Regions from separate parts of the Mus musculus genome. Here region 1 is linked to region 2. The links are chromatin loops, found by intact Hi-C in ENCODE. Cell type or tissue: heart. All regions are shown on one strand. Each heading gives the region's core, and the rest is flanking DNA. Links, peaks and the distances in the headings are about the cores only. Region 1 holds the start of 3300002I08Rik (RIKEN cDNA 3300002I08 gene). Region 2 holds the start of Gm10130 (predicted gene 10130).

What was found. Hi-C counts contacts between places; a loop is a spot of excess contacts. Peaks named below come from ENCODE experiments on the same cell type or tissue, not always from the same donor. Only the 100,000 strongest peaks of a DNase experiment are listed, where the experiment ranks them.
Region 1: a loop joins it to region 2, with 4 times the contacts of the local background. A loop is called at or near these places in 12 of 42 quality-filtered maps.

The regions. Positions count from the first base shown.
Region 1 is chr2:150,359,493-150,364,870 of GRCm38, forward strand. It overlaps 3300002I08Rik (RIKEN cDNA 3300002I08 gene), which reads right to left and starts at 3,273. Exons shown (of 4, transcript NM_027017.1): 1 at 3,096-3,273. The coding sequence starts at 3,152. In heart, for the core only: no CTCF peak of the experiment used is centred there; a DNase peak (open chromatin) is centred at 3,289; H3K4me3 peaks cover 976 bases; H3K27ac peaks cover 902 bases.
Region 2 is chr2:150,308,144-150,313,521 of GRCm38, forward strand. 3300002I08Rik (RIKEN cDNA 3300002I08 gene) reads right to left here. Exons shown (of 4, transcript NM_027017.1): 4 at 2,794-3,075. The coding sequence ends at 2,877. Gm10130 (predicted gene 10130) reads left to right here and starts at 3,307. Exons shown (of 4, transcript NM_001374676.1): 1 at 3,307-3,415. The coding sequence starts at 3,413. In heart, for the core only: no CTCF peak of the experiment used is centred there; a DNase peak (open chromatin) is centred at 3,268; H3K4me3 peaks cover 1,016 bases; H3K27ac peaks cover 907 bases.

The sequences.
Region 1 (5,378 bases), core at 285-5,284, 51 kb after region 2:
GTAAATTGAAATAGAAGTTTACAACAGCGAATGTTTACATGCATATCCATTAGGAGTAATTATATGGCTAAACATCCATCACCTGTCTGAGCTCCACAGGTTCACTGAAGGTTTAAAACCATAACTAATGTATTAGTGAAGTTTTGTATAGATAAAGCCAGTTGAAATTTTATCTTCTGTCCTAGTACCTATAATAAATCATTAGTTGCTTTTTAATGACCTTTGGTTAATTGTTTTACAACCTCTTGGAATGTGCTCTGAGTAGGAGAAAGTCTGGTTACCATCTAACAGAAATTAACTGGTGACACCTGAGAGACTGGCAGAGTTCTCATTGCAGCTTTGACTATCAGAAAGGGACCTAATAGAAGTCCCATTATAAAAGAGCTTAATAATCACAGATATAATTTTAGGAATTCTTATAGGATCATCATAAAGACTTAAGTCATTTATTAGTCTACATAGCATCACTACCAGACAGTACATCTTTGTGGATCTGCAGAGGGGTGTGTTCCTACTTAGTGATTGTTATATATGTTTAATAATAACAGGAAAAGCATATTAATAGCAGAAACCTTTCCCAAAATTAGTCCCTCACAGCCTAGCTTAATGAGGGCTCACCTGTCGCAGATTATATAATAATCCGAGGCAGGCCACTTCAGGATGATCACCTGCTAGTTATTAGCTTGTCCCATTACGGCTCCTGACAAAATATAATTGAAAGAACACATAGGGATAATGATTTTGAAAAGAGCTGGCCCTTCCCTGTTAGAAGGAATGGCATTAATATGATAGTGTTTGACCTTGTCCCTATGTGCAAAGTTAGCTGCTGAGATCTCTAACCTGACACACAGCCAATAACATGTGTTTCAAATTTCTGAGCTGACTTAACTGTGTCAACAAGGACTGGAAATATCTATATACATCCCTTAAATGGAAATTCAGTATTCACTTATCTCAGGTTAAATTGTACACCACCAATTTTAAAACACTGTTGTGGTAAAATTCTTCATCTCAAAAATTTAGAAAGTTTCTTCATCAATAGGAAAGCAAGGTCACTGCCTGGGGAGCATGAGACTGGGATCAATGGTGCCTGAGTCAACATAGCTTGTCATAGAAACACTTCTAGTACAGGGAAGAAGATGCAGCTCTCCTAGAATAAGATACCTTCCCCAGGAGCAATCACTCCACAAACAATTACAAGATTAATTAAGAAAAATCTCTTTAATTGCAGCATATATTCAGCTCTGGCTAATGCTTAGAGAAGAGACAGCCCAGAACAGATTTTACATTCCACATATGCTGTCTCATGTAAGTGTGTCTTAGGTTCCAGCCCTGGGCAATGTTTTAAACAATTTAAATATGGACTAGAGACTGCAAGTCCCACAGATGGGAGACTTACACAGAATAGATATAATCTGAATTATTTCTTAGATAAATCAGTGCCCTGAAACAGCAGATCATTCATCAGTGACAGGGTTCTGAGATAGAGGAGCCAGAAGATGCGAAGGTTGGAAAAGTTGAAGGAAGAAAGTATCAAAGCTGGGATGGGGATGTCTTGGACGGGCTCTGTCTTATGCCACACAGGCTTCTGGAGAATATCATCCTGTATACTTCTTACAGGGACAAAATGGAACAAAATAGGAGACTTGTGTCAAGTCAGCACAAACTACCATGAATGGGAAAAACACAGGAAGGATCTAATAGAAGAACGTTGTACAAAAGGAACACTGAACCTCTCAAAAACATTCCTGACCAAGCCCACACTGGACTCGGGACTGATAACCATAGCCGCATGTGGTGGGATCTCAGGGTCTGAAGCAAGCCATCCCCGAAGGCCCTGGAGGCCCCGAAGGCCCTGGCCCCAGACCACCACCCGCTCTCCCAAGCACCATCCTTGCTTTAGAGAAGGAGCTCTATTTTATTCTCAGCACTTCAGGGCCTTAGGGGAAGCCCCTAAGCCTAAGCCCCAGGCTGTCATTGGCTCTGGAGACTGAGAAGGGGCTGGGCCATTCTCCATTCATGAAGGCCTCATAGAAAGCCTCCCTGGACCAGGCCAGTCCTCAGCACAGCAGTGGTTTTCCTTTTCAGTTATCACCAAGTGTGGTCTTGTCCACATGGCAAAACTATGCTTTGCTTAAGAAGAAAACCAGGGGGCTGGCTAGATGGCTCAGTGGTTAAGAGCACCGACTGCTCTTCCGAAGGTCCCGAGTTCAAATCCCAGTAACCACATGGTGGCTCACAACCATCCTAAACGAAATCTGATGCCCTCTTCTGGAGTGTCTGAGGACAGCTACAGTGTACTTATATAAAAGAAAGAAAGAAAGAAAGAAAGAAAGAAAGAAAGAAAGAAAGAAAGAAAGAAAGAAAGAAGAAAACCGGATCTTTATGGCACACCAGGCCTTAATGTTGGTCGTGACCCTATTTTGCCCCTTAGAGCCACTTGCTAGAGGCCTGTTCTTTGATATCAGGATGGCCCTAGTTCATGATTGTAAACCAGATTTGTCTCCTTTGTTATGGTTTATAGACAAATGTCTGGACAATCTTGGTAATCAAACACATATACTAGCATCCTATTATCCGTGGGGTGTTTTAGAGGCAGTCCTCCCTCAGCTACATTCTACTTGGTGTCACTATAAGTTTTGGTAAATCCTTTACATCATCAATTTTACGCTTCTAAATCACAGCTCAACATTGGAGTGCTACCCAACACACGAGGTGCCTTTTACAGCTTCCACAAAATCAAAGCCAAAGGGATCTTACACTTGCAAACCTACATATTAAAGGGCTAAATGCTAAGGCCAGAACTTCCTGAAGATACAGAGAAACTAAAGCTCTCCGCGTCTGGCTTCTTGCCAAGGATGTTTCTACACAGAAGCCCTTTCCCCAAATGCTTTGTGCAGATGCAGCCACCCTAGTGAGGTTATTCAGAGGCCACCTCCGGCTCCAGGGAGAGAACAGGACCACAGGGAACCTCACAGGCCTCTGCTTTTGTCAGGCTGCTGTTTATCACGGAGCCCCGGGGAAGACCCATGACAGCAGCTCCCTCTGCTCAGCCCCCTGCTCTTTCCTTTTGTTGGACATGGCCCTGCACTTACCATGTCGGGACTTGCCTGAGCTCTCCTCACGGGACTCCGCGGCGGCACACGGAACATGCCAAGCAGAAATACTCAGGATTGCCCTGCTTCACAGAAAGGGCCATACAGAAACCCTCGGGATTTATCTGCTTCATAAAGGAACTAGCAGGAAAGCTTCCGGTAAAGCCCGCCTTCTTCTCTGATTGGCAGGACCGCCTCCATGTGCTGATTGGCTAGTGAGTCTTGAGTAACATAAGCACCACAATTAGGGTTAGAGTGCACTGAAGGGACACAGTGGATTAGTCCTGGGCACAGTCAGAAGCCAGTCCTTTTGCAGATCTGCAGAGCTTTTCATTTCAGTACATCTTGTGTCTGTTTTCCCACCTAGGTCCGGGGAGGATCCACAACTCCAGCTTCCGGTCGGCTACCTGCTTTCCCCTTTGTGGGCAGTGACCCTGTGCTACTTTGTTGCAACTTTGAAGCTGTCCTGAGCTCCAATCACAGCACTAAGTAGGCACTTCCCCTTCTTCCTCCTGTAATCTAGGTCCATAAACTGTGTAGCCCATTTCTCAACTTACCGTGGAGTTATCAACCTGTCCCACAAGTGGAAGGGTGCCCAGAGTATTAACAATTACAGAAGTATATTAAGAGACAAGAGTTTTTGTTTTGTGTCTTCTTCAGGGTTCAGGAAAACTACAAGTACTTTTTACACCTAATACTTATGAGTCAACCATCAGAACCAAGCAGGAACCATATGACAAACACTGTGAAGCACTCTAATTAACCAATAAATCTTCCTCAGTGTCTGGTAAAATAAAATAAACAAACAACAAAACCGACATCTATTTTAGTAAAATTTCTCTAGATAAAGAGAACTCGAATGGTCAAGAAGCGCCTAAGGAAATGTTGAACATTCTTAGTCATCAGGGAAATGCAAATCAAAACAACCCTGTGATTCTACCTCACACCAGTCAGAATGGCTAAGATCAAAAAGTCAGGTGACAGCAGATGCTGGCTAGGATGTGGAGAAAGAGGAACACTCCTCCATTGCTGGTGGGATTGCAAGCTGGTACAGCCACTCTGGAAATCAGTTAGGTCATTCCTCAGAAAATTGGACATAGTACTACCTGAGGACCCAACAAGATTCTCCACCATATAACAAAGACACATGCTCCACTATGTTCATATCAGCCTTATTTATAATAGCCAGAAGCTGGAAGGAATCCAGATATTCCTCGAGAGGAATGGATACAGAAAATGGGGTACATTTACACAATGGAGTACTACTCAGTTATTAAAACAATTAATTTATGAAATTCTTAGGCAAAGAGATGGATCTAGAAGATATCATCATGAGTGAGATAAGCCAATCACAAAAGAACACACATGATATGTACTCAATGATAAGTGGATATTGGCCCAGAAACTTGGAATGCCCAAAATACAATTCACAAACCACATGAAACTCAAGAAGAAGGAAGACCAAAATGTGGAGACTTTGATCCTTCTTAGAAGGGTGAACAAAACACCCATGGAAGGAGTTACAGATTCAAAGTGTGGAGTACAGACTGAAGAAATGACCATCCAGGGACTGACCCACCTGGGGATCCATCCTATATACAATCACCAAACCCAGACACTGTTGTGGATGCCAACAAGTGCTTGCTAACAGGAGCCTGATATAGCTCTCTCCTCAGAGGCTCTGCCAGTGCCTCACAAATACAGCAGTGGATGCTCACATCCATCCATTAGACTGAGCATAGGGTCCCCAATGAAGGAGCTAGAGAAAGGACCTAAGGAGCAGAAGGGGTTTGCAGCCCCAAAAGAGGAACAACAATATGAACTGACTAGTACCCCCAGAGTTCCCAGGGATTAAACCACCAACCAAAGAAAACATATGGAGGGACTGGTGGGTTTAGCTGCATATGTAGCAGAGGATGGTCTAGTCGGTCATCAATGGGAGGAGAGGCCCTTGGTCCTGTGATGGTTCTATGCCCCAGTGTAGGGGGATGCCAGGGCCAGGAAGCGGGAGTGGGTGGGTTGGTGAGCAGGGGGAGAGGGGAGGGTATATGGGGAGGGTGTTTTTTTCAAAGGGAAAACCAGGAAAGGGGATAACATTTGAAATGTAAATAAAGAAAATATCCATTAAAATGAACTAGATTATCATCATCATAGTTACTATATTATAATTAAAATTAAGTGTTTTATTTTTAAAAATAATTGATAGTCTCAATCTCTCTATCATGTTGGAAATGAATTTATTTGAATGGCTCAAGAGCTGTGTCATTCTACTATCCCAACAGT
Region 2 (5,378 bases), core at 178-5,177:
GATTAAAAAAAGAAAAAAAGAAAGAAAGAAAGAAAGAAAGAAAGAAAGAAAGAAAGAAAGAAAGAAAGAAAGAAAGGAAGGAAGGAAGGAAGGAAGGAAGGAAGGAAGGAAGGAAGGAAGGAAGGAAGGAAGGAAGGAAGGAATAAAGGGAGGTACCCTGTAAGGTGGAAAGAAACAATAATGCCTCTCTTTTTATGAGGTGGTGATTTTCACTCATAAATGTCCTTAACTGCTAAACTATTAAACTCCTTCCTCAACAAAACAAAACAAAACAAAACAATTTTTCTATCTGTATTTTTGACTTGGCCAGTAGATCCAAGCTTATTTTTACAGCAGTTTCTCTGACTTTAGTTAGAAAACCCATGAGCTATCTAGAGAGCTTTTAAAATTTTTACTAGCAGAGAGAGCTGTCTTGACCAGAAAGCTACCTGTCTCAGAGAGTGTTTAGAATAGCAAGTAACATCTGTCTAGAGCAGAGCAGAGCAGAGCAGAGCAGAGCAGAGCAGAGCAGAGCAGAGCAGAGCAGAGCAGAGCAGAGCACCATCTCATCTGGAAAGTCATCTCAGCAGAACATAGGCCACGCAGCTGTCAAGCTTGGACCCAGGGTTTGACTTCAAGTTGCTTGATTCCCTGCTGCTTTCAAATTCCCCTTCTCTTAGGAACCCAGACCTATTTGAGGTTGGTCCTTGGCACTTATACTCTCCGTTCTTTCTGTATATGAGAACTGTGGCATTGTTACATTTATTGGTTAGATCGAAGATCACAGATAATGACTATCAGGTAGCACTGGCCCCTGAGCAATCTACTTTTATAGTGTCATTTATTTGATTTTCAGCTCAGACCTTGTAGTACAAGGTGAACATCCCACAGGCATTTCTGTCCATCATTTTTATAATTTACACATAATTCTGCATGACTTTGAGCTAAGAATGATCTTTAAAATCTCTGCTTTTAGCCAGGTGTGGTGGCTCATGCCTTTAATCCCAGCACTTGGGAGGCAGAGGCAGGCGGATTTCTGAGTTTGAGGCCAGCCTGGTCTACAGAGTGAGTTCCAGGACAGCCAGGACTACACAGAAAAACCCTGTCTCAAAAAAACAAAAAGAAAAAATATCTCTGCTTTTACCTTGTGGCCAAGTTGAGAAGAAGGTTTAACTTAGCATGCATAGGGGTAGGCAAACCTCTATGTGAACGCATCCATATTCCCCAAGTAAAGTCTCAATGCTTCCTTTTTTATAAGAAAATCATTGCTTTGGAAATGGCTCCCATGCTCTCATTGCCTGCCACAAGAAAAAAAATTTTTTTTCTTACATCTCCTGACTAGATAGTTGTACTGGCTATTCTTGGTAGCCATATTAAATATATCTGGAATTAGCTAAAATTCAAATAGTTGGCTATTGTGGGGATTTTTTTTTATCTTAGCTTTTGAAATGGGAGAACCCTTATATAATCTGGATCTTTTAGTTGATATGATCCATCTTTAATCTAGGCCACAGCTTACATATACAAAGGACACTGAAAATGATAGATACCTCTTTCTCTTTGTCTACTTGCCCTACCTCTGGCTAGCAAGTTCATTAAAAAAACAAAAAACAAAAACAAACTGGCATTAGGCTTATTTCTTTGGAATTCTGATATATACTGAAGACCAGTTGAGGCATGCAGCCACATGGACTAAACCATGAGTGTATTCTTCAACTTTCCACTGGTAGACAGCCACTGTTGGACTAGTAGAATGACACAGCTTTTGAGCCATTCTAATAAGTCCACTTCCAACATGATAGAGAGATTGATTCTATCAGTTCTTTTTATCTAGAGAATTGCTGTTGCTATTTGTTTGTTGTACCAACACACTGAGGAAGATGTGCTGGTTAACAAGAGTGCTCCACAGTGTTTGTCATGTGCTTCCTGCTTGGGTCTGAGGGTTGACTCATAACTATTAGGTAGAAAGTACTTGCAGTGTACCTGAACCCTGAAGAAGACGCACAAAAATTTTTTTTGTTTCCTAATATCCCTCTTTAATTGTTAATATTCTGGGCACCTTCCCATTTGTGGGACAGACTGATAACTCCACTGTAAGTTGAGAAATGGTCTATAAAAGTGCCACACCAACCTTAGTTGGATCTGTGTGACAAGTTCCACATACTGAGGCAAAAATTTCAAAAGAAGGAGGCCTCTTGGAAATCTTGACCAGAGCAAAATATTGAGCTGAAGTTCTCATGGCAATGTATCTCTTTTTATCTTCTTCTATTCCTTTCCTTATTTACAAGATGTTCCTGATAGCCTGGGCTGGGGCTGTAAGCGAGACACTGGGTAAGATACCATCCCTTGAGATGGGGGTCACTGCCATGACCTTATCTTCGCGAAAACCAGCGCTTTACTTCATAAATCATTTAGGAAATTACAAAATAGTATTATGATAGATAAGAACTTTCTCAATAACAAAATTTCATATGGCTATACATCTGTCCTCAGAAGTGGGTTTGGTATATGGTAAAGAAAGCCTAAGATTAAAAAAAAAGAAGAAGAATTAAAATAGTTTAAATTTGCACCTTGAAGTTTCACAAAAAATTAGGTAGTAGATGTTAAATAATAACTGACCATAAAAATTTATTAACCTGCTCTTGGAAATATGCAATTAGCCTTGGATGATTTTGTGTTTAACTGTGCTAAATAACAATGATGTTATCTGTCCTACCCCTAATTACTACACTAAACACATCTTCTAAGAGTTGTAATACTTGTTCCTCATTATGTATAAAAATCCTCGCTTGAGAGCTGAAAAACACACTGATTCAAATTGCCTCTGTGTTTATTTCTGTTTGTCACCACCAAATCCTTACCCACCTAGTCTTCGAGGACCCTCGTTCCAAAGATTCCTACATTCCACTGGGGTGACCCGCAGCACACAAGTTATGGACCTTGATTGAGGGAGGAAGAGGAAGTAACTTCTGAGCACTGTGATTGGAGCTCAGGACAGCTCCAAAGTTGCAACAAGGTAGCACAGGGTCACTGCCCACAAAGGGGAGAAACAGGTAGCTCAGCATCCAGAAGCTGGAGTTGTGGATCCTCCCCGACCTGGGTGGGAAAACAAACACAAGATGTACTGAAATGAAAAGCTCTGCAGATCTGCAAAAGGACTGGCCTCTGACTAGAAGCCTGTGCCTGGAATTATTCCTCGCTGTCCCTTCCGCGCACTCTAACCCTAAAGGTGGTGCTTATGTTACTCATACACACTAGCCAATCAGCACATGGAGGCGGTCCTGCCAATCAGAGGAGAAGGCGGGCTTTTCCGGGAGCTTTCCTGCAAGTTCCTCTCCAAAGCGGAGCAATCCGGTGTGTTTCAGTTTGTTGTGGTCCACGTGTCGCTGCTGGGTGCTGTGAGAAGAGCTCAGGCAAACTCAGAAGTCCCGACATGGTAAGTGCAGGGCCATGTCCAACAAAAGGAAAGAGCAGGGGGCTGAGCAGAGGGAGCTGCTGTCTTGGGTCGTCCCTGGGGCTTGGTGATAAACAGCAGCCAGAAAGACAAGCAGCAACTTGTGAGGTTCCCTGTGGTCCTGTTCTCTCCCTGGAGCCGGAGGTGGCCTCTGAATAACCTCACTAGGGTGGCTGCATCTGCACAAAGCATTTGGGGAAAGGGCTTCTGTGTAGAAACATCCTTGGCAAGAAGCCAGACGCGGAGAGCTTTAGTTTCTCTGTATCTTCAGGAAGTTCTGGCCTTAGCATTTAGCCCTTTAATATGTAGGTTTGTAGGTGTAAGATCCCTTTGGCTTTGATTTTGTGGAAGCTGTAAAAGGCACCTCGTGTGTTGGGTAGCACTCCAATGTTGAGCTGTGATTTAGAAGCGTAAAATTGATGATGTAAAGGATTTACCAAAACTTACAGTGACACCAAGTAGAATGTAGCTGAGGGAGGACTGCCTCTAAAACACCCCACGGATAATAGGATGCTAGTATATGTGTTTTTTTACCAGGATTGTCCAGACATCTGTCTACAAACCATAACAAAGGAGACAAATCTGGTTTACAATCATGAATTAGGCCCATCCCGATATCAAAGAACAGGCCTCTAACAAGTGGCTCTAAGGGGCAAAATAGGGTCACGACCAACATTAAGGCCTGGTGTGCCATAAAGGTCCGGTTTTCTTCTTTCTTCCTTTCTTTCCTTCTTTCTTTCCTTCTTTCTTTCTTTCTTTCTTATATATAAGTACACTGTAGCGGTCCTCAGACACTCCAGAAGAGGGCATCAGATTTCGTTTAGGATGGTTGTGAGCCACCATGTGGTTGCTGGGACTTGAACTCGGGACCTTCGGAAGAGCAGTCGGTGCTCTTAACCACTGAGCCATCTCTCCAGCCCCCTTGGTTTCTTCTTGAGCAAAGCATAGTTTTGCCATGTGGACAAGACCACACTTGGTGATAACTGAAAAGGAAAACCACTGCTGTGCTGAGGACTGGCCTGGTCCAGGGAGGCTTTCTATGAGGCCTTCATGAATGGAGAATGGCCCAGCCCCTTCTCAGTCTCCAGAGCCAATGACAGCCTGGGGCTTAGGCTTAGGGGCTTCACCTAAGGCCCTGAAGTGCTGAGAATAAAATAGAGCTCCTTCTCTAAAGCAAGGATGGTGCTTGGGAGAGCGGGTGGTGGTCTGGGGCCAGGGCCTTCGGGGATGGCTTGCTTCAGATCCTGAGATCCCACCACATGCGGCTATGGTTATCAGTCCCGAGTCCAGTGTGGGCTTGGTCAGGAATGTTTTTGAGAGGTTCAGTGTTCCTTTTGTACAACGTTCTTCTATTAGATCCTTCCTGTGTTTTCCCCATTCATGATAGTTTGTGCTGACTCCACACAAGTCTCCTATTTTGTTCCATTTTGTCCCTGTAAGAAGTATACAGGCTGATATTCTCCAGAAGCCTGTGTGGCATAAGACAGAGCCCGTCCAAGACACCCCCATCCCAGCTTTGATACTTTCTTCCTTCAACTTTTCCAACCTTCGCATCTTCTGGCTCCTCTATCTCAGAACCCTGTCACTGATGAATGACCTGCTGTTTCAGGGCACTGATTTATTTAAGAAATAATTCTGATTATATCTATTCTGTGTAAGTCTCCCATCTGTGGGACTTGCAGTCTCTAGTCCATATTTAAATTGTTTAAAACATTGCCCAGGGCTGGAACCTAAGACACACTTACATGAGACAGCATATGTGGAATGTAAAATCTGTTCTGGGCTGTCTCTTCTCTAAGCATTAGCCAGAGCTGATTGCATGCTGCAATTAAAGAGATTTTTCTTAATTAATCTTGTAATTGTTTGTGGAGTGATTGCTCCTGGGGAAGGTATCTTATTCTAGGAGAGCTGCAACTTCTTCCCTGTACTAGAAGTGTTTCTAAGA